Regions from separate parts of the Homo sapiens genome. Here regions 2 and 3 are each linked to region 1. The links are chromatin loops, found by intact Hi-C in ENCODE. Cell type or tissue: Caco-2. All regions are shown on one strand.

Region 1 (8,000 bases):
GAGGTCAGGAGTTCAAGACCAGCCTGGCCAATGTGGTGAAACCCCATCTCTACTGAAAATACAAAAATTGGGCCAGGTATTGTGAGTCACACCTATAATCCCAGCACTTTGGGAGGCCACGGTGGGCAGATCACGAGGTCAAGCGCTCAAGACCATCCTGGCTAACATGGTGAAACCCCACCTCTACTAAAAATACAAAAATTAGCTGGGCGTGGTGGCATGTGCCTGTAGTCCCAGCTACTCGGGAGGCTGAGGCAGGAAAATCGCTTGAACCCAGGAAGCGGAGGTTGCAGTGAGCTGAGATTGCACCACTGCACTCCAGCCTGGTGACAGAGCGAGACTCTATCTCAAAAAAAAAAAAAAAAAAATTAGCCAGGCATGGTGGCAGATGCCTGTAATCCCAGCTACCCAGGAGGCTGGGGCAGGAGAGTCGCTTGAACCCAGGAGGCAGAGGTTGCAGTGAGCCAAGATCGTGCCACTGCACTCCAGGCTGGGCAACAAGGTGAGACTCCATCTCAAAAGAAAGAAAAAAAAAAGAGTATGGCACTGGATAGAATAGTTTTATAGGAGAGGATGAGAGGATGTAGGAAATATCTCCGTGGGCAAGTTTAGGAAGGAAAACTGATGGCCTCTTTATCACTGTGCTTCTGGAAGGAGCATGATATGGCCAGTTGTGCATATCAGAGCTAATTGCAAGTATGATTAGTGGCCTGGCCCAGGACTAGACAACTCTGCTATTTGATCAGAATCCAGATTCCTGGATCAGACGTCTAATTGGGACCCTACTTGGCCTCTAGTTTTAGCATGCTTGTGAGAATTTTAAGAGCAAAACTCTTCTTAAAATTTTTTATTTTTAGAGATGGCGTCTCACTGTGTTGCCCAGAGTGGTCTCGAACTCAAGCAATCCTTCTGCTTTGGCCTCCCCAGTAGCTGGGATTACAGTTATGAGCTACCACGCCCAGGCTCTTACCTTCCCTCCTCTTTTCCCAACCTAGCTCTGCTTACTGTGAACCCCATCTGCAGCACTTCTTGAATGGTGTTGTGGATTATTTATTGAAGATTTGCTTGTGTAGCCATGTTCTCTTCATCTGCTCCAAGAGAAAAGTAAATTCTGGCCTGCACTGAAAAGAGGCTCTAGATAGAAGAGAGGCATTTCAGACCACTAGGAATGTTGCATTGACCTTGTCTTCCAAAGAGCAGGATAGGGAAGATCTCTCCTGCCATGTCTTATAGAAACTGAACTCCCTTAAAGATCCATGTGGAACGAATTTTAGGGAACCCCTGCAATCAGATTTTTCTCTACCTAAGAGTAGAGTGCCTTAGCAACGTTGAAAAGGAAAATCCTTTCATGCGGCCGTTCCTTTGCTTGAATACTTTCAGTCCTGTCCTCTGAGATTTGATCATATCCTTTTGATCTTCCCAGTCCAGTTTTAATTTGTTCAGTTTAGGTTAGAAAAGGATTTGGAAAAACAATACTTTTCTCTTTTAGGATTCTATAGGTAGGGATCATTGGTCCTAAATGTTCTTCCCTTTTTTCTTTGCTTGTAAAGTGCACTCTGGGGGAATAAGCTGCACTGTGTTTCTTGGGGCTTGATCATTTGCTGTAGTTGTTTGTACAGTTGTTAAGTTACGCTTTCTATTCTACTAACAAATGATGGTGTGAGGAACGCCATATTTCTTATGTTTCCCTTCAACAGGAAGCTTGATTGGTAACTAAAGACAAAAATCTCATTTCTTTGTGAGTAAATTGCTGTAGTAGGAGCGTGGCTGATGTTGGTCCAGACACATTCTTACTTTGTTAAACCTATGAGGAGAGTCATCAAGGAGAGCTGCACTGGTCTACATGGTGGCCTCTGGCTAACGTCACGTGAAGTCTCGAGGTTAAAAATTCACTTCTTCAGTAGCACTAGCCACATTTCCAGTGCTCAGTAGCCACAAGTGGCTCATGCAGTATTGACATTTTGGGCCAGATTATTCTTGGTGGGGGTAGGAGGACTGTCTCATGCATTTGTGCATTGTAGGACTTTCAGCAGCACACCTGGTCTCTACCTACTCAATGCCAGTAGCACTCTATAGACATAACAACCAAAATGTTTCCAGAGATTGCCAAATGACCCCACAGGGGCAAAACAAATCCTGGTTAAGAATCACTGGCTTTGTGGCTATAGTATTTGAAAGCCCAGATAAAGAACATTTCCATGACGGCAGACAGTCCTGTTCTAGAGTAATCCCTAGCAGAGTTTGGGGAATTTTATATAATAAGAATTTTGAGCTTTGGTGGAATCACAGTGGACATCCAGTCCAAAGCCTGGGGAAACTGAGGCACAGAAAGATTATGGGTGACTTCAGGTCACACAACATGTAAGTGTCAGTCTGGAGTTCTGGACTTCAAGTTCACGCAGCCCAGAGAACAAGCTGCTGATTTTTGTTCAAACCTGCTTCATTCCTACTGTGCACCTGCACTCAGTGTTGGTGGGGGAGGACAGAGTCCTAAAAACTGGGAATGGTTCAGTCCTGAGACGTTCAGAGATGCAAATTCTGAACACATCTCTTTTATCCCTCCCTGGCTTAAGGCCCTACATATGGGCTAGGGTTGGGAGGGTGACTGAGACATCTGATGGACAAAGACTTGTTGGGTTTCCTCATTTCCATCAGTACAGAGATTGGGAACATACTCCCGGGGCCGTGGAAGACTGTCATCCTGTAAAATTTCTTCTTTTTAGTTTTTAAATCTACAATATCTCCTCTGTCTGCTTCCTTTTAAGGGTCGATCGTAAAGCTGTTAATACGAAATACCTGGAGGTTCATCCCTTCAGAGGCTGCAAGGAAGCAGAGTCTATAGAAAGCTTTGGGAAGGGAAAAGGAGTCTCTCCCAGGGTGTGGTGTCCACAGCCGAAGGGGCCAGAAAGTGGGCTTAGCTCAGGGGCCGGGCGCAGGAGACGACTGGAAGGCAGCCCGGGCTTGCAAAGTGCCCAGAGCCTCTGATATGCTCAACATCTTTCCTTCCTCCCCTCTTTCCCTCATTAATCCCACGTGCTTCAACACCTCCCAATGACTCTTCAGTCACTGGTTCTATAATTCTCTCCCTCCTCTGCTCCCAAACCTTCAGTGGCTCACTGCTGCCTTTCATGTCTTTCTTAGTCTTATATTCAGAGCCCATCTGCTCTTATATAGAAATCGTCTCTTTCCCTCCTAAGTGTAGAAATCAGTTTTGCACATACGAGTGCCTTACTGTTACTGTGGTTTGCAGAATTATTCAGTTGGGGTTTGGCATTGACAGTGATTGAGGCTTTGCTCAAAGCTCTTTGACGTTTAAGAGCTTGCTCAGGAAGAAGTTTTGTTTCTGGTGAGACTTTGTTGAGTCGGTAGCCTGGACAACTACTTAAAATCAGTATCCAGCTCAAAATTCAGGGCCTGGTAAACAGACCAGAAAGAGAGGCAATAAAAGCAGATGAAAAATTATGTGTCTGTAAACCTCGGGTAACCTTGAGCTGCTGGTTTGGTTCTGTAACACGGTGGACAGAGTGAGCTGTGGATGAGGTCAAAGGCCAACGTGCTGAGGAGCAGCTGTCTAGTTCAGCGAGAAATTAGCTAATGTGTAAACTGGCCTTGAGGTCTTTTTACGTTGCTTCATATTCCTAGTGTTAGTTAAAAGAAGTAAATTTTATCTCAGAGTTTGGTGACTAGCCGTGATTTCATTGCACTATTTATGTTTTCTTTTGGGAAAGCGGCCTTCTTGGGTGTCTCCATGGTGAAGGGGAAGGTATTTTAAAACACACTCATTCGGGAGCAGGCTTTAATTTGAGTGACAGGAGGGTGGGGGCTGCGAGGACTGCAGCCCTGCTGGTCAGTGCGGCTGTGGCCAGTGTTGTTCATGACCTCTGTTTCTTCTCTTTCTCTACAGACCAATGAGTGGAACAAGAATGATGACCGGCTACTGCAGGCCGTGGAGAATGGAGATGCGGAGAAGGTGGCCTCACTGCTCGGCAAGAAGGGGGCCAGTGCCACCAAACACGACAGTGAGGGCAAGACCGCGTAAGCTGAAACACTGGTTTGCAGATATGCTGGTTCTGGGTTTTTGGGGTGTTCTCTGGAATCCTTAGTATCCATAGGGGAATTTCACACGTGCTCCCTCTCCACTCCCATGTTGAAATATGTAAGAAGATATTTTAATCTAGTGCCTTTCTCTCCAAATTCCAAGTCACATATGGAGCTCTACCTTGAATGGGTATACATGTTCCCAAGTATAAGCAAAGGTTTTACCTCCTAAGATTGCAACCAATTGTAGATGAGACATGAATTCTCTCTTCGATAAGAAATAGCATAAAAGAGAAAAAAGTATTTTCCTATAACCCTCAAACCTTACTGTGTATTTATCTTAAACTACTTGTTTATTTATTTGATCTTCCTTAACATAGATCATTAAGTACATGAGTAGTATGATTTTGCTTTATGGTTTGCTGTATGTAGTACTCTTCCTTGCCATAATTAAAGCTGTATATTTGATTAAGTATTTGTGTGTGTTTGTGCATGAGCATGTATTTGTTTATATCCATTCTTACGTTGGCAGTGTTGTGGAGAGAGCACTGACTTTGGAGCCAGATAGACATCTCACAGGAACTCTATCACTTACGAGTTGTGTAATCTCTGAACCTCAGTTTCCTTACTATAAAATGGAGATGGTATTAGTTAACTGTTAGAGTAGTTATGAGTATAAAATGAAATAATAATGTAGGTTGGGTGCCCTCAGAAGCAGGCTCTGAGACAAGGATTTAAGTGCAAGTAGTTTTATATCTTTTCTTTTTTCTAACATGTCAAATGATGGTTATTGTGTAATTACTGTGAAACACAAAGTGGTAATATATATTACTTAGGGATGTATACACACATACAATGCAAGTAATTTCTATAGCCGGTGATCCCAGGAAGCGTAAGAAAGGAAGAAACCTCTATTTTTAAGGTGTGTTATTGACAGGTTCCAACTTTGTCACTTTTTCTTGATGAGGATTCTGGGAATCTGTTTAGACCTAGAGCAGGGTTTGGCTATGTTACCGAGGCTAGACTTGAACTCCTGGGCCCAAGCAATCCTTCTGCCTCAGTCTCCCAAATAACTGGGACTACAGGCATGTGCCACCGTGCCTGGCTGTTGTCTGATTTTATAAATAAAGTTTTATTGAAACACAGCCATACCCATTCATTTAGGCATTGTTCGTGACTGCTCCCACACTACAAAGGCAGAGTTGAGTAGTTACAGCAGAGACTACATGGCTCACAAAGCCCAGAGTATTTATCTGGCCTTTTACAAAAAGGGTTTCCTTATCCCAGGTTTATAGTATGCCTCAGAGTTATTCCACCCAAGGGGTAAGAAACCTGGGGTATCTGTCCCTTATCTCCTCTCCCTCAAAGGTTGAGTGCCGACTGGGTACAGTGGCTCCCGCCTGTAATCCCAGCACTTTGGGAGGCCGAGGCGGGTGGAATCACTTGAGGTCAGGAGTTCAAGACCAGCCTGGCCAAAATAGTGAAGCCCTGTCTCTACTAAAAATAGAAAAATTAGCCAGGTATGGTGGCAGGCACCTATAATCTCAGCTACTTGGGAGGCTGAGGCAGGAGAATTGCTTGAACCTAGGAGGCGTAGGTTGCAGTGAGCTGAGACTGCGCCACTGCACTCCAGCTTGGGTGACAGAGCAAGACTCTGTATCAAAGGGAAAAAAAAAAGGTTGAGTGCTACTCTAGGGGACACCAGGGTCATGGCCAGAAAAAGTCTAAGGGGTCCCCAACTCCCAGGTCACAGACCGGACTGGTACTGCTCACAGCAGGAGATGAGCAGTGGTTGTGCAAGCAAAGCTTCCTCTGTATTTACAGCCACTCCCCATTGCTCGCATTACTATCTGAGCTCCGCCTCCTGTCAGATCAGTGGCAACATTAGATTCTCATAGTAGCACAAACCCTACTGTGAACTGCACATGCGAGGGATCTAGGTTGTGAGCTCCTTATGAGAATCTAATGCCTGATGATCTGTCAGTGTCTCCCATCACCCCCAGTTGGGACTGTCTAGTTCCAGAAAAACAAGCTCAGGGCTCCCACAGATTCTACACTACAGTGAGTTGTATAATTATTTCATTCTATATTACAATGTAATAATAATAGAAATAAAATACACAATAAATGTAATGTGCTTGAATCATCCCAAAACCATCCCCCGTACCTGGTCTGTGGAAAAATTGTCTTTCACAAAACTAGTCCCTGGTACCAAAAAGGTTGGGGACTGGTGGTCTAAGGGGATTTGGGAATGGCACCTTCAGCTGTAGGTGCTCTATATAAAGAGTGGCACAGCACCCAGCCCACAGTGAGCGCTTGATAAAGCCAGTCACCTACCCTGCTCGTCCTAGATTAGTGGTTTGCAATCTTGGCAGCTTCTGCGTTCGAATCACCTGGAGTGCTTCTTTGTTGTTGTTGTTGTTTGAGATGGAGTCTCTGTCACCAGGCCGGAGTGCAGTAGCGTGATCTCGGCTCACTGCAACCTCCGCCAGGCTGGAGTACAGTGGCGTGATCTTGGCTCACTGCAACCTCTGCCTCCTGGGTTCAAGCTATTCTCGTGCCTCAGCCTCCCGAGTAGCTGGGACTACAGGCATGCACCACCACACCCAGCTAATTTTTGTATTTTTAGTAGAGACGGGGTTTCACCATGTTGGCCAGGATGGTCTCGATCTCCTGACCTCGTGATCTGCCTGCCTCAGCCTCCAAAAGTGCTGGGATTACAGGTATGGAGTGCTTTTTAAAAATATTGATGCCATGTTGATCAGAATCAACCCCAGATGCTCTGAATCACTTGGTCTGGGGAGAGGCCCAGGAATCTATATTTTTTGTTCTGAGGTGTTTGGTGGTAAATGTTGGGGCTTTTGGTCTCCCTTTTGAATCACTACTCGGCCTTCTTTGTCCCTGTTCTCCCTAGTCCAGGTTTGCACATGTTTGTGCAAGACAACCTCTTCATGTCATCCCAGAGAAAGGGGAGAGAAAGGTTTATGATAATTTTGTCCAAGATAGTACTTACTAAAGAGAAGACAGAAAATTTAGATGAGCAGCTTAGCTACAATTGTGATCACCTTAACAAATTTGAACCTTTTGATCATAAGATATTTATTACATGTGTTCTCTTTATTTATTGTGGTAAAATGCGTATAACATAAAATTTACCATTTTAACCATTTTAAAGTATACAATGTAGAGGCATTAAGTATATTCACAATGTTGCACAACCATTGTCACTTTCTAGTTCTAGAACTTTCTAATCAACCCAAAGAAAACCCCGAACCCATTAGGGAGAAACTCCCCAACCTCCCCTCCCCTTCCTCTGGCAACCATGAATCTGGGTTCTGTCTCTGGATTTGTCTGCTCTGGATATTTTTTATAAATGCAATCATATAATATGTGGCCTCTTGTCTCTGTTCCTTTCACTTAGCATAATGTTTTCAAGGCTCACCCGAGTTGTAGCTTCTGTCAGTACTTCATTCTATTCTCTCTTCATGGTAGACATATACATAGCAGTTAGGTAAGAGTCACCACCTCCCTTTTGCAGATAATAAAACTAAGGCCCACATAACACAGCTCTTCCTGAATTTACCTTTTTGTGTGCATGTGTGTGAGACAGGGTCTCACTCTGTCACCCAGGCTGGAATGCAGTGGTGCAGTCACCGCTCACTGTAGCCTCAACCTCACAGGGTCAAGTGATCCTCCTGCCTCAGCCTCTCAATTAGCTGGGACTACAGGTATGCACCACTGCACCCAGCTAATTTTGGTTTTGTTTTGTTTTGTTTTGTTTTTGTAATGATGGGGTCTTGCTGTCTTGTCCTAGTGATCCTCCCATGTCAGCTTCCCAAAGTGTTGGGATTACAGGCATGAGCCACCATTCCCAGCCTTCTATTTTCTAGAGAGCTTTCGTGGTAATTTTGCGCTGGAATCTACAGTTGCCTGTCTGTCTAGAGGCTTGATTTTGGCCTTCA
Region 2 (8,000 bases), 57 kb before region 1:
TGCAACCTCCGCCTCCCGGGTTTCTGCCGTTCTCCTGCCTCAGCCTCTGAGTAGCTGGGACTACAGGTGCCTGCCACCACGCCTGGCTCATTTTTTTATTTTTAGTAGAGACAGGGTTTCACTGTGTTAGCCAGGATGGTCTCGATCTCCTGACCTCATGATCCACCCGCCTCAGCCTCCCAAAGTGCTGGGATTACAGGCGTGAGCCACCACGCCCGGCCGCATTTTACTTTTTAAAGGATGTGAAACTGAAGGTGCACAAATCATTGCCCTCACAGGGAACTGGTTAGAGCTTGCCCCAACCTAGCTGCAAGGAAGGCAGGAAAACATATTCTCTTGCTGGCAGCCTCGAAACCAGTTAAGCCTCAAGGGAAAGGGGAGAATGGATACTGGGGATGATTGACTCAGCCACAGGCAGTTTCCACAGAAGGTCTTGTTTGAGACTTGGATGATAAAGGTGTGCACAAATGTTCTTAAACCTTAGTGACTTTTACAGTTTTGACTCTTTTTACGCCAGAAGTTAACTATTGATGGCTGCTTTCCCAGGACCCATTGTCCTATTGGTAGAAGTCTGTTGCAGCATGCTGCTGTAGGTGAAGTTAAATGCTTTTCAGTGTTAGAAATGGAAACTGCTGGCTGGGTGCTGTGGCTCACGCCTGCAATCCCAGCACTTTGGGAGGCCAAGGTAGGTGGATCACATGAGGTCAGGAGTTAGAGATCAGCTTGGCCAACATGGTGAAACCCTATCTCTACTAAAAATACAAAAATTAGCCAGGCATGGTGGCATGCACCTGTAGTCCCAGCTACTCAGGAGGCTGAGGCAGGAGAATCACTTGAACCTGTGAGGCAGAGGTTGCAGTGAGCTGAGATTGTGCCACTGCACTCTAGCCTGGCCGACAGAGTAAGACTCCATCTCAAAAAATAATAATAATAATAAAAAGGCCAAGTGCGGTGGCTCACGCCTGTAATCCCAGCACTTTGGGAGGCCGAGGTGGGTGGATCACCTGAGGTCGGGAGTTCGAGACCAGCCTGACCAACATGGAGAAACCCTGTCTCTACTAAAAATACAAAATTAGCTGGGTGTGGTGGTACATAACTGTAATCCCAGCTACTCAGGGGGCTGAGGCAGGAGAATTGCTTGAACCCGGGAGGCAGAGGTTGTGGTGACCCAAGATCGTGCCATTGCACTCCAGCCTGGGCAACAAGAGTAAAACTCTGTCTCAAAAAAAAAAAAGAAAAAAAAAAAAAGAAATGGAAACTGCTCTTGAATGTTAACAGCTGGTGACATTAGGTAACCAGTCAGGCTTTTCCTTTTATGTCCTGTAATATATTGGTGACCTGATCTGATAAGGTGTGGGATGAACAAGGGTTTGTTTTTAAGTACACCATTTTACCGTCATAATCTTGAGGTTGCTTACACAGATAGGGACTATCATGACCTGATCTCACAGCTTCATTGAAAAGTTTGGGAATGGTGTCAGCCTGTAAGTTTATGTTATAAGCTTAGCTTTAAGTTACTCTTTAAAGCAGTGTATTCAGTCAATATGTAATTTATAAAATTGTGCAATATGAGGATTCTTCATTATATTGATTAGTTTAATCTGAACCTACATGACATCTGACTCTCAAATTTTAGGCCTAGAATTCTGAGCAAAACTTTAGAACAAATCTAAAAGAATATTAAAAATGGTAGAATGTCCACTTCCTAGACATGTAACTTTATTAATATAACCTGTGATCTTATTCACATTTTTGGTTGCCATATTGTCCTTTTGGTTCATATTGGGTTTATTGCTGATTCTTTTCTCCCAGTGTTGCTTGTAAAGCCTCCCTTCCCCACCCCTCCCCTTTCTCCCTCCCTTTCCTCCTCCCCTCCTCCCCTTCCCTCCCTTTCTCCCCCCTCCCCTCCCCCTCCCCTCCCCCCTCCCCTCTCTGCCTCCCTTCCTCCCTCCCCTCCTCCCTTCCCCTCCTCCCTTCCCCTCCCTCTCTCCCTTCCCCTCCATCTCCTCCCCTCCCTTTAGTTTTCTCACCTGTAAACTGAGGCTGAGGCCAGCACTTCCCTTTAAAGCATCATCATGAGGATTAGGATAAAATCTGGCACAAAGAAACTTCTCAATAAATGGCAGCTGCTGATATTGGTTACCCCTGGTGCCTAGCACAGTGCCTGGCATTTGTAGTACCTAAAATTGTGTGTGTGATGGATGAATGGTCTCAAAACGTCCCATCTAGTTAAGGTCTTATGACTGACACACATGAAACAATTAAGGCAGTGCCAGGTTTGTGCCATTCACAGTGACTCTGGTGTGTGGCCATTCAACATCGCAGGAGTTTAGAGAAGACTTCATAGAAGGTGAGTTAGGGGCTGAGCCATCACGATTGGGTAGGTTGGGATTAACAGAGGAAACCAGTACTAATGAGTAGAGGTGGGGTGAAGAGACTCTAATGGAGAAGGATATATACATGGGCAAATAACAGAAAATCAAGTGTGATGGGAGGTATGGGCCTCTCTATACGTCATTGAAAGCCTGGAATGGGTGGGGTGGGTGAAATAGAAGAATGAGGTTTCAAGTTGATTACATTTTCACTGTAGGATGATTTGGGGTTTTGAGAGACCGTAACCAGAAAAGGGGGCCAGGACTAGGGCCAGGGCTAGGCTGGTGGCTGCTGTGGGGCAAGAACGACGGGATTTGAGTGTGCGTGGGGATGAAGAGCAAGCAGGGAGGGAGCCTAGATTCCCTGCTGATACACCAAGGAAAGTCTCTCCCTTGCACTGCCACACCCTGTCCTGCCGTGCCAGCCAAGTGTGAGTGCCCCTCATCTCCTGAGAAATCTGGCGTGGCCTTAGCATTTCATTAGGCAACTTGGTGGGAAGACACACTAGAAAACATGAAAGGTGAGATCTCTTTGATTAAACAAGAATGTTTGGGTACAACTATTTACCACTAAAATACACTTAGCTACTAGGCATCATTCTAAGCAACTTAACAAACTGTGATTTATTTATACCTCTCATTAGAGAAGTGCTGTATGTATTCCCAGTTTACAGATGAGAAAACTGCAACATGGTATCTTGCTATGTTGGTTTCCAAAAGTGGCTGTAACAAAGTACCCTAAAGGGAGTGGCTTAAACCAGAGGTCAGCAGCCTCAGCTCCTTCTGGGGCTGTGAGGAAGAATCAGCCGTGTCTCTCCCCAGCTTCTGGTGGTTTGCTGGCAATCTTTGGTGTTTCTTGGCTTATAGGAGCATCATCCTGATCTCTGCCTCATCTTTGTATAGCGTTTTCCCTGTTTGCATGTTTGTTACCAAATTTCCCCTTTAATAAGGACCTCAGTTGTATGGGAGTAGGGGCCCACCTTATTCTTAACTAATTACAGCTGCAGTCCCCCTATTTCTAAACAAGGTTACATTCTGAGACATTGGGGGTTAGGGCTTCAACATATGGATTTTGGGGGAAACACGATTCAGCCATAACTCTTGTCCAAATCACAAAGCTAAAGTAGGGTGCAGAACTTGCACCTGGGAACTCTGGGTGCGGAGCCAGTGTCCTGCCACTGCTGGTGCACACGGGTGTTTGCTGTCAGGAGAACAAAATATGATGATTCCAGCCGGCCAAGTAAAGGCCTGGACTTGAATTTCAAATTCCTCATTCCAATTTCCAGTGGAAACTGACAGATAGTAATCATGGGTAATCTTTGACCAAAACATGCTTCAGTGACAGGGACGCCTAGGAGCCAGGTACTGGATTAGCTTTCTGAAAGCTTCTGGTGCTAGAGATAAGGAGGGTGGGGAGAGGGGCGGAGAATATGGAAATCAAAGCGGTCAGACTTGTTTTGAGCTGGGTGGGGCCTGGAGAAGAGGCCCAAAGCGCAAATTGGGAACTGAGACTTCAGGTAGGTATGTTTTAAAATAACAAAAAGTACATTTTTTGTTTTAAAATAACAAAGGGTATGATTTAGCCTAGGTTGGCTGTGCTTGTGAAGGTTTGGTGCACAGTTTTCCCCTGGGTGGTGGTTTCTGATGCTGGGTTCAGGTCTTTGGGAGTTGTAGGTGCCTGGTGAATAACTGGAGGGCGGACTGTTTTGTAAGCTCTGGTCAGTGTTCAGTGAGTTAAGTCCAGCAGTCATTGGAGTCTATTGCTGTAGACTCTTGCCTTTTTAGGTGCATTTGGAAAATCCACCTAAGCCCTTTCCCCATGGTGAACAAGTGGCTTTAGGTGGCAAGTGGCAGTCTTGGACACAGTAGGACATGTGGGATACTTGTCCTTGCTCTCCCTGCAGTTCCAGCCCAGTTCCTACACTAGTCATTGTGTTGAATGAATGAGTGACTAAATGTAAAATGGAAATACTGACAGTTTATCGTCAACACCCTGTGGCCCCTCTCTGTTCAGCATTTACCACTTTATCCATGTAATGGACAGAAATAAAAGGTCAGTAGGGTTTTCTGGATGTGTTTCCTTTAGGATGCTCTGCATGCCCTCTTGGCCATGTCTGTGCTGTGTGAAATTAACAAGTATCATTGGAGGCCTTGGCTTGTTACCTACAATCTACCTGTGTGCTTATTTTGTACCCAGACTGTGAAATTATTTTGTATCTATAGCTCATTAGCTCAAGTGGTTGAAGAACCACACTAAAGAGCCACAGTTATGAATTTAGACCTTGTGTAGGCTAATTAACTAGCCTGTGTTCCTTGGGCAGAAAATTACCTAAATTTAGACCCAATTTAACTGACTGGCATCTGTGTCTGTGGTCAAAAAAGAGACTGACTTCTTAAGAGCATTGCAACTCCTTACCAGAAACATAAGAAAAGACAGTCCTTCGGTCCTGGTTTTGATGGGGCAGCTATGTCAACCTCATGTAAAGGACACTATTGAGGACGAAACTCTGATTTTTTTATCTTGCACAAATTCCTATGTAGGGGGTCTGGGGAGTCATGCCCTACAAACCATGAATTCCCATCAGATGGGTTTTATTTAACCCTATATATCATGACTTATTTTCCAACCTGACTCTGGCATAACATTACGAGACAAGGAAGAAAATTAAAATATTTTACCCTAAAATATGTTTATTTGCCATATTTTGAAATGGCCCTGCAAAGCTCCTTCTTTGTGGGGGGAAAATGTGCATCTGTAAAGAATCTCTGTTAACATAGTTACATCTTTTTCTTCCAGACCCTCCCAAATTCTAAAGAGATTAAGATCTGAATAGGAAACATGTGTCATCTGTTCCCTCTAAGGACAGCCACTGTAAGACTTCAAAAGAACTTTGGTCTCCACAATCTTTATCTTAACCTGAATGTTCCCTTTCTACCAATCCCAAGTCTTTAGACAAACTCAACCAATTGTCAACCAGAAAATGTTTAAATTCACCTACAGCCTGGAAGGCTGCTCCCCCGCCCGCCTTACAGTTGTCAAACTGATGTATTTCTTAAATGTATTTGATTGATGTCTCATGCCTCTCTAAAATGTATAAAACCAAGCTGTGCCCTGACCACCCTGGGCATATGTTCTCAGGACCTCCTGAGGGCTGTGCACAGGTCATGGTCACTCATATTTGGCTCAGAATAAATCTCTTCAAACATTTTACAGAATTTGACTCTCCCTTTTTTTTTTTTTTGAGACAGAGTTTTGCTCTTGTTGCCCAGCATGGAGTGCAATGGCATGATCTTGGCTCACTGCAGTCTCCACCTGCCGAGTTCAACTGATTTATCCTGCCTCAGCCTCCCAAGTAGCTGGGATTACAGGTGCCTGCTACCACGCCCGGCTAATTTTTTGTATTTTTAGTAGAGACAGGGTTTCACCATGTTGCCCAGGCTGGTCTTGATCTCCTGGCCTCAAGTGATTCACCGGCCTTGGCCTCCCAAACTGCTGGGATTACAGGCCTGAACCACCACGCCCGCCCAAGAGTTCAACTCTTTTCGTCAACACTATGATTTCATTATTCAGTTCTTACACATTTGTGAGTCATTTATCCATAGTTTGTCAGAAAGACTCTAGACAACCTCCTCCTAGCTAGGGAAGAAATTCTCCAGAATGGTCAACCAACTCTCAAGACAGAAACAAGTCTCAATTCCAGCTTGGCCAACACAGTGAAACCCCGTCTCTACTAAAAATATGAAAAATTAGGCTGGTGTGGTATGCGCTTGTATTCCCATCTATTCAGGAGGTTGAAGCAAGAGAATCGCTTGAACCTGGGAGGTGGAGGTTGCAGTGAACCTAGAACGAGCCCCTCACGCCAGCCTGGGCGATCAAGCAAGACCCTGTCTCAGGCGGGGGGCAAGTGAGCGGGGGAAGAAACAGGTCTCAAATATTTAATCAGGTTAAAAGCAGTGAATGTTCAGTATCCCAGGCTCTGTTACCTTAATCAAGCCCATTATGGACCCCGTTCACATTAGCATCTCACTTCTCTACTACAAACCTGTGCTTTATAAACAATGCTCGGGTTGGCCACTGTTATAATTTTGGACACACTTAAGGAAAGCTATGGCAAGTAAATAGTCTTTTTGTTTTTTTGAGATGGAGTTTTACTCTTGTTGCCAGGCTGGAGTGCAATGGCATAATCTTGGCTCACCATAACCTTCACCTCCCGGGTTCAAGCAATTCTCCTGCCTCAGCCTCCCAAGTAGCTGGGATTACAGGCATGCGCCACCATGCCTGGCTAATTCTATATTTTCAGTAGAGACGGGGTTTCTCCATATTGGTCAGGCTTGTCTCGAACTCCTGACCTCAGGTGGTCCGCCTGCCTCGGCCTCCCAAAGTGGTGGGATTATAGGCGTGAGCCACCATGCCCAGCCATAAATAATCTTTAAAAAGGAATTTATTGTAGTATTATTTATATTAATGAGAAACAAAGTGTAACCCAGATGTTGGGAGTAAACAAATTGTTATATCCACAGAGAGGAAAGTTTTAGAGTCATTAAAAATGTTAAGCTTAAAACTATGCAGCAACTGGGAAAATGCGTATAATAAAATAAGTGGAGAGAAATTCAAGTTACAAAATTGTACATTACATTATAATTACAACATATAAAAAATGCATATGGTATACATCAACACCTCTTCTTAGAAATACTAGGGAAATAAGGATGGGCATAAATATTTAGCTTTAAGGATATTCAGCATAAAAAAGACCTAAAAATTAGAAACCACTTAAGTAAAAATTTGTTGAGTATATTTTGGGTATGTATTCCACAACCATTTAAAATGTTGCAGAAATTCATTAAAGAAAGCTGTTTTATGTATTATTACTAAGAGACAAAAGCAAGTTCTAGACATGCTTGTGATGCTTAAAATGCTTTCAATGTGTTTCTATTTCTTAAAAAACAACTTGGAAGATATAAACAAGGGTGAGAAGTCTCCAAAGACAGATCCAAGTTTTGTGGAGCCTGAGGTTTATATAAAAATCTATGGGAATCCTTCTTTAAAAACATCTTACTTTTGCAAATTTTACAACAACAACAACAGAAAGAATATACTATGTGAGCATATTGGTAGGCCTTGCAAGGGGCCCTGAGGTTTAAGCTTTAGTTGCTTTATGGGAAATTTTCTCCTGGGCTGTAGGTCTGCATTTCGGGGGCATCCAGCACACTGCTTCAGATTCTAGCAGTTACCTTGTAGGCACTCAGCTGATAAAGATACAAGCCTCGTAAATTGCCCTAAAGAACAAGCTCCTTTAATGTGATGGTTCTTTTATTTACCTCAATTGAGTACATCCATCTTTGTTGTAGTTCAGTGTTCTCCGAGTGTGATGCCTGGACCATCAGTATCAGCATACTTGAGGAATTGTTAGAAATGAACATTGTGGGGCTCCACCCCAGAGCTACCTAATCTGAAATTCTGGAAGTGCGGCCCAGTGATCTGTGTTTCAAAAGCACCTTCCCACCTTAGGGGATTCTGATGCAAATTGAAGTTTGAGGTCTAATCCGGCTCAGTCGTTGCCAGCCCTCATTACAATACCAGGAAAGCTTCTTAAACTACTGGTTACTAGCTTCTGCATCCAGAGG
Region 3 (8,000 bases), 70 kb before region 1:
TACCCACTGTTGCCTAAGACTTTGTGCTCTCTGAATATGTGAACGAAGGAATGCTTTGAGTGGCTCTGCTGTGGGGAACTGCACAGTTTTGGGTTATCCAATATATGGCCTTCTTTTCTCCCTTTCCTGCTGGACTGATTTGTCCTGTTTCCTTAGTTATTAGTACTTCCACAAGAAGGGGGAAGGAATTAAATTTGAAGGGCGATTCCCACCTTTTTTTTTTTTTGAGATGGAGTCTCACTCTGTCGCCCAGGGTGGAGTGCAGTGGCGCGATATCGGCTCACTGCAAGCTCCGCCTCCCGGGTTCACGCCATTCTCCTGCCTTAGCCTCCCGAGTGGCTGGGACTACAGGCGCCCGCCATCACGCCCGGCTAATTTTTTGTATTTTTAGCAGAGACGGGGTTTCACCGTGTTAGCCAGGATGATCTCGATTTCCTGACCTTGTGTTCCGCCGGCCTCGGCCTCCCAAAGTGCTGGGATTACAGGCGTGAGCCACCGTGCCCGGCCGGCGATTTCCACTTTCTAGCAACAGTTGGCGTAGAAACCCTGGCCCAGCCAGCGACAGTTAGCCAGCGACAGTTGGGGAATATCTGTTTATCGTTATTTCTACTTTGATTCCTCAAAAGGTGATTCTGTTTTGACGTGAAAAAAACAACCCAACTTTGGTTTATGAACCAGCCCAACTCTGACAAGTGTGTTCCTGTTCCGCCTACATCAGTTCTAGGTTCTCTAACTTCAGTGTGCAGAAGATTCAACCAAGGAAGTTCCTGGGCTCTACCCCTTGAGATTCAGTTTTAATAGGACAGGGGCTAAAAGATTGCATTTAGTCCCCAGGTCCTTCTGATGTGGATTAACTAGGGGCTGACTTTGAGAAACACTGCCCTGGAATGTGCACTTGCTATTCAGGTACCAGCCCAGCCTTTTCTGTGACTAAATGCTTGGCAGTTAACAATGTATAATTATGGTGTGTGTCGTTTCCAAGGCAACATGCATCTGTCACTCCCGCTGAGGCTGGGAAGATTGAAAGGGGCCATGGAGAGGCTGCAGTCACAATGAGGCCTCCAGATTCATGTCATCAAAGTGCTTCATGATGACTGGATTTTCACACCATTTATCCAAGGGCCCTAGTCAATGGCAGCAGCAAGAATGAAAGTAGACACATTGGAAGCTAGAGAGTCACTGGGTGACTTTTGGAGGTAGCAACAAGCTCATGAAGAAGGCATTCAGTGGCTTGCACTCCCCACCCATCCTCTCAAGTCAGTTTTGTTTAGAATAATTAGGATGTGGGGGAATGTGAGAGGACCTGGCAAGGCTTCTGAAAACAGTGGTTAACTGTGGTAAACGTGTGCCTGCTATTCCTCAGTTCTCCTCTGGGATGGTGCTGTTAAAGGTCACCTGTTCTCACTTGCAGTGGGCTTGACGTGACATTTATTTAGCACTTACTATGTGATGGAAACTTTCACATAGATTATCTTGCCTTTTTGACCTAAGTGTATTTTCATTTTTTTTTAGCTACATGCGAAGTTTTCACATCTTGTACATTTCCAAATTTAATGAAAAAGGTAGAGTCTGTACATGTTTGCTGGGCACAGTGGCTCATGCCTGTAATCCCAGCTTTTAGGGAGGGAGAGGCCAGAGGATAGCTTGAGCCCAGGAATTCGTGACCTGCCTGGGCAATATAGTGAGACCCCATTCGCCACAAAAAAGGAAAAAAAAAAAAGATAAAGTCTATACATGTTTTAGCACAGGATTTGGCTTTTTGGTTTTAGTTGTAAAACTGTATAGGGCATTGCTGGATGGAACTGGAGGCCGTTATTCCAAGTGAAGTAACTCAGGAATGGAAAACCAAATACCGTATGTTCTCACTTGTAAGTGGGAGCTAAGTTATAAGGATGCAAAAACATACAGAGTGATACAATGGACTGTCAGGACTAGGTTGGGAGAGAGGTGAGGGATAAAAGACAACATATTGGTTGCATTAAAATCTCAGAATTCATTGCTAAGAAATTCATGTATCAAAAAACTACCTATACCCCCCAAACTATTGAAATTAAAAAAAAAAAAACTATATAGGGCAGTGAAAACATTCAGCCACTAGTCAGGCCTTAGGGTCTGGTTCTGAATCTCATCATGAATAGGCTTTGTGACTCAGGCAAGTTTCTAAACTTGTCTGAGGCTCTGTTGCTACTTCTGTGAAATGAGGCACTTAGACTAGATGAGCAATCTTGACTTTTGAAGGGTGGCAACTACCTTGTAGAATCCAGTGAAAACTCAGAACCTTCCTCCCTGAAAAATGTAAATGTATACTTGCTAAAAGATAATTACATTCCATTTCCAGGGGACCACAGACCCATGTTAAATGAAGTGATTGCTTAAGATTCAGCTCAACTCAGAATTGCTGAGTCCCACAAGACCCTGAGAGTCTTGCATTGTTTAGAGAGGCCCCCTGAGGAATGAGCTATTTGATGAGGGAGGTTTTGTTGTTCCTGGCATTTTTCACTAACTGCCCTGTGCATTCTGGGGAGGGGAGACGGGAACAAACACTGAGAAAAATAAATAGGGAATGAGTGGCATCTGGAATATGAACTGTTTTCCTCATCACTTTTCACAAGGAGGTGGATGGCATGATTGCAGCACAGAAGATATGTTGAGGAATGACTTGAACATAGAGATACAGCATTTTGTACAGTGACAGTTAAGCAGTAACTTAGACTTGCTCTACTTTTAATGTTTGAGAACTCACTGATATAGAAATCTAAGAAGGTCCAGTTCAGAGAAGCAGAGAACAGAATGGAAGTTACCAGGAGCAGGGGTGGGGATGTGGGAGTGGGGGGTTGGGGGAGGTGGATGGGGAGATGTTGGTCAAAGGATGCAGCGTTTCAGTTAAGAGGAATAGATGAAGAGATCTATTGTACAACATGGTAATTATAGTTAGTGTATTGTATACTTGAAAAATTCCTGAGAGTAGATTTAGAGTGTTCTCATCACAGTGAAATAATAAGTATGTGAGGCAATGCATATGTTAATTAGCTCAATTTAGCCATTCTACAATATATGCATATTTCAAAAGTCATGTTTTACACCATAAAAGTATATACAATTTTTATTTGTCAATTAAAATAAATATTAATAAGAAGGAAAAAATTAAGGTTTTGGTTAATTTGAAAATGTCAGAAGCTTCTAGGAAGTATATCGTAAGTGGAAATATGTTATTTACCACTCCTCAGCTGTTAACTGACCACCTTCCCAACGCAACCCTGCTCTGTCTCCTTCCCATGACCCAAGTTGTAATCCAATCAGGAGAGAATACCTTATTTGGAAACCTACATATGTCCTTTTTTTCTCTGCTTAGGTGTTGAAAAGTCTCCTCTAGAGCTTTGGAAGGCTGAATGCACTAAACATGAAGAGCTTGAAAGCGAAGTTCAGGAAGAGTGACGTGAGTATGCGGTGACTCACAGTCTGGCTGTTCCTTCTTCTCCATGGAGCTGCAGAAACGCTCCTCCCCACCTTGATAAGGCGCTGTTGGGTTAATAAACTACAGACACTCAAGTGCTCTTGGCCCCAGCTCAGGGTAGCTTCTGTAGATGGCATGCTCTAGGTTCCTTGCTGTTTGTGTGCATAGCTTTCAAAAACAATGTTTTTTTATTTTTATTTTTAATTTTGGGGATCTGTGCCTTGTAGAGAAAGGAACCGTCACATTAAACATCTTCAAAGGAAGAATCAGTAAAAACCTCAACATTTCTAAAGTTGCCAGAAATCCTGATTCAGAATGTCGTTTTTAGAAGAAGCTAGTCTCTCTCATGCGGGTGGTTTAGGAATGACATATTAGCATGGTTCATCTTTGGCTTTAGGAAACGTGTTCAACTCTCTGTTAAGGGTTTTGTGGTAAAATGGTATCTACTGCTGCCCGTACCTTTCCTCCCCCCGAATTCCAGGGACTCGTACTCATTTGTTATCTAACCAATCCATAAAAGACTCTGGATTGGAGGAAGCAGTTATGATGTCAGAGTTATGAAATAAAGTCTCCCCCAGGAGAAGAGGGAGAAAAACATAGCAGAGGGGTTGTACACGATAATATTTTTTTAAAAGGTCACCCCATAAACCCTTCTATGATCCCAGTCTTGTATTAGCTGCATTCCAGATACTTTGAGCAGAGTTGTGGAGTGGGAGAAATTAATGGAAGGGAATTAGATGGAAGCCAAGGTATGTCACTCTCAAAATGGGCTTGTTCAGCTATCATTTCAGGCGAGGTAATTAAAGATGAACCTGGATTTTATTGCTTTGCCGTGAATTATATTTTGACAGCTTGGCACAGCTGCATTTTTGCAATAAATGGAGGCTGTGTCTTTTATGGCTGATATGTAACTTGCATACCTACTTCTGGCTGAAGCTTATCTCCTGAGGCTGCATCATGACATGTAACTTACTGCCCTGATAAAACCCAGGCTAGATGAGATGCTTATGGGATGATGGTAAAATACCGACCCACTTAAAGAAAGAACTGGGAAGCGTTATGAAAAAAGTTGATCTTACCTTCTTATCCTTTAGGTAAATTAAATAAAACTCATAGAGTGCAAAGAGACTTCGACAAAGACAGAAAACTAGCTGTTGGCCAGAGTGAAAGTCCTGGTCATCCGACTTCCGAGAAACCTCCTTCAACCTCATCGTCTGCTGGCTGTATGTTATGCAGCCTACATATCTCCCGTGGCTTTCAGCTAAGGAGAAAAAGGCAATTAAATGGAAAATGTTGCCCAATTCAGCAGATAGGGGTTTCTAAATTTTGTGACCAGGTTAACAAATGTCTTTTTCTATTCCAAGGGAATCTAGGTAGCTTTCATTTACATAGGTTAAGATTATTTTTAGCAAAATTTCATCAGTCTAGACTTCCATATATATATGAACAGGGGCCCAGAGGAATGATAGGCACATAAACTTTTGGTTTAAAAATCAAAAACTGGTGGCAGTAGGGAGGGTGTTGCTGGAATCTAGTTAGAAAAACTGAAATATTTCCATGATTTAAAAAAATCCACTGTAATAACACTAGTAAAAGCTCTGGGATTTGGCAGCAGAAAAGGCTATGATTTTGGCAGTTAGTGCTAAGAGAAGAAATGTTGAGAAGCAGACCTGGGGGAGGAGAGCCTGGGGAGGAGGAAATTGGTATAATGGAGCCCAACAATTTCAAATGGCTCTCCACATCCAAATTGTTTCCCCAAGCACAGAACCGTACAGCTAAATGGAGGGAATAAAAAATGACAACAACAACAAAAACATTTCAAAGCCTAGTTTGTTAATCAACCATATGATAATAATGCTAATAATAATTAACCATTAGGAAGTATTAACCAAATGTCCAGAGGTATACTAAGCTTTTCATGTGAAATTCATTTAATCTTGCCACAAATCTTATGTGGTGGGTATTACTATTAAGCTCATTTTACAGACGAAGAAACTAAGGCCTTAGGGACATGCAGTCATTTGTCTGGGTTCTTAGAACTTTACGTTCTAGAACCAGTTTTTGCACTAAGGCAGTCTGATTCAAGAGCCCATGTTTCCTGAAAGAGGAATTTTGGGTGGAAAGTCTATTTTAAGAAACTAGGCAATCTGCTGGCACGGTGGCTCACTCCTGTAATCCCAGCACATTGGGAGGCTGAGGCAGGAGGATTCCTTGAGTCCAGGAGTTCAAGAGCAGCCTGGGCAAACATGGTAAAACCCCATCTCCACAAAACAATTAAAAAATTAGCCGCCTATGGTGGGGCACACCTATGGTTCCAGCTACTCGGGAGGCTGAGGTGGGAGGAAGGCTTGAGCCCAAGAGGTCAAGGCTACAGTGAATTGTGTTCACGCCACTGCACTCCAGTCTGGGTAACAGAGCAAGGCCCTGTCTCAAAAAACAAAAACAAACTGAACAATCTAGGGAGTAGCTTTAAAAGCGACTTAAACTCGGACCTAGGTTTGTGGCTCTGGACAAGTCTCTTACTCTTCTGAACCTCAGATTCCTCACTAGAAAAGTGGAGGAAATGATATTAGCCCCGTAAGACTGGGGTGACAGTTAAATGCATTAAATGAATGTTGGCCGGGTGTGGTGACTCACACCTGTAATCCCAGCTACTTGGGAGGCTGAGGCAGAAGGATCACCTGAGGTTGAGAGTTTGAGACCACCCTGGCCAACATGGAGAAACCCCGTCTGTACTAAAAATACAAAATTAGCCGGGTGTGGTGGTGCATGCCTGTAATCCCAGCTACTTGGGAGGCTGAGGCAGGAGAATAGCTTGAACCCAGAAGGCGGAGGTTGTGGTGAGCAAGAGATCACGCCATTGCACTCCAGCCTGGGCAACAAGAGTGAAACTCCATCTCAAAACAAAACAAAACAAAAAAACAAACAAAAAAAGAATGTCAAAAATCTTATGGCCTGGTGCTCAGGAGATGCTTAGTAAATATTTGTTTCTTCCTCCTAATTAGCAACCCGTAATAAAAAGTAGGATTCAAAAAGTTTACACGGTCTGGAGGGTAGAATACTCTGGTAACAGTTGCTGCTGCCGAACAGGGAAACTGAGAGCTGGGGAAGAGAGGCTTGTTTTTCAATGTATGCCTTTGATTTTGAAGTTTTTGATACACGTACATGTGTATCATGCATATATATGTATTGTTAAGGAAAAGCAAGCTTACAAACATTTACATTCAGTTGAATGAAGCAAATTATAATTTTTTTTTAACCTGAAATGTGTGGTCTGTCTCAAAATATTTTAAACCATTGGGCATCATATTCCTGCTTGTCTTTGTGTGAGGGAAAAGGAAGAAGAAAGGATTCTTTGTATTTCTGGGGGGTAGGAAGAAGATAATAGCAGATCAGGTTCTCGCGCTTGCATAAAGAAGACAGGTGACCCACTGGTGTGATCGCATTTCAGCCAGCCTGTGTCTGGGAGGTCTGTGGCCAAATTGGTTTGTGGCCACTGTGAGCAACACCCAGGAGTAAACATAGGATGAAAGTGGCCCAAGGGGGCCTCCTATGGATGGCCTTCAGGTCACTCTGTGACCCGAGAACCATCACTTGGGTAAAGATTGAATGGGAGTGTCGTTTCCGGAAGACTTGACAACTGGCACTGTGTCAAAGGCAGATGTGAGTTTGGTAGGGAATGAGCCTGACTCTGCGGGCTGTGGTTAGACAGTGACATTGTCCGGTGGTTTTGATTCTTAAATCTATTTGGGACCCTGCAGATAACCCACAGAGAATAAACAGCATTATGGAATTTCTATGGTGGATAACCTTTTTTACTTCGCATTTATAACTTTATTTTGGGAGTTCTTAAACTTGAGTTGTTAGATAGTAGATAGGATACAGGAGAAATGCAAATATGGTTGTTGTCTTTAAAAGGTTGATAAACCTCGGTGGGAGGAGAAAAAAACATATAGGAAATAACTAGAGCAAAATACAAGCAGTATAGAATATAGATACTCAAGGTATCTTTAAGATGATATAGCTAACTAGTTGTTAAGTTATAAGGCCTGGTGATAAATGCTGCAGATTTTGAGATGGCTGAATCACTGGGAATGGGAGAATTTGGGGAGCTTTATGGAGGTGGAGCTTCATGCAGGCCTTGAGGGATAGGTAGGAGTTGGAAGGATGGTTGGGAAGAGGGGGAAAGGTCAGAAGGTCAATCAGGGGAGACAGCTTGCAGCACAGCGGGTTAACTCAGTCTCAAAAATGGCCCTTGACATAGAAAATAGTAATATTAATAGTTCAGGAGCCCAGGAGAGTACCTGTGGCATGGCCCTGAGTATTTAAAGAAGAATACTATATAAAGTTTTCATCCTAGTTTTAAAAATGGATAGATTGACTTTTATGCTTATTAAGCGAGCGCAGAGTTCTCAGTCATCATTATTTGTATCTTTTATGACCATAGCTTGAAAAAGTGGCTTCTTTACCTCTTTAAATATTTGCAGCAGCTAGTATGTGGTTCCACATGGAAAAATGAGCTGTCGTCATGAAAAATGAGGCCAAA

The links. A loop is a pair of places that touch in the nucleus more often than their neighbours do. Peaks named below come from ENCODE experiments on the same cell type or tissue, not always from the same donor. Only the 100,000 strongest peaks of a DNase experiment are listed, where the experiment ranks them.
Region 2: it touches region 1 in a loop (2.1-fold over the local background); 4 of 110 quality-filtered maps call a loop at or near these places.
Region 3: it touches region 1 in a loop (6-fold over the local background); 4 of 110 quality-filtered maps call a loop at or near these places.

What each region holds. Positions count from the first base shown.
Region 1 is chr5:34,753,564-34,761,563 of GRCh38, forward strand. It overlaps RAI14 (retinoic acid induced 14), which reads left to right. Exons shown (of 18, transcript NM_015577.3): 3 at 3,905-4,035. Among named protein-coding and RNA genes, the nearest start is that of TTC23L, 82 kb to the right of the region's middle. In Caco-2, no CTCF peak of the experiment used is centred here; a DNase peak (open chromatin) is centred at 3,538.
Region 2 is chr5:34,696,215-34,704,214 of GRCh38, forward strand. The region is part of intron 2 of RAI14 (retinoic acid induced 14); the gene reads left to right. Among named protein-coding and RNA genes, the nearest start is that of RAI14, 44 kb to the left of the region's middle. RefSeq lists enhancers at 3,978-4,479, 4,480-4,979. In Caco-2, no CTCF peak of the experiment used is centred here; a DNase peak (open chromatin) is centred at 3,767.
Region 3 is chr5:34,683,520-34,691,519 of GRCh38, forward strand. It overlaps RAI14 (retinoic acid induced 14), which reads left to right. Exons shown (of 18, transcript NM_015577.3): 2 at 3,353-3,436. The coding sequence starts at 3,401. Among named protein-coding and RNA genes, the nearest start is that of RAI14, 31 kb to the left of the region's middle. In Caco-2, no CTCF peak of the experiment used is centred here; DNase peaks (open chromatin) are centred at 923 and 3,492.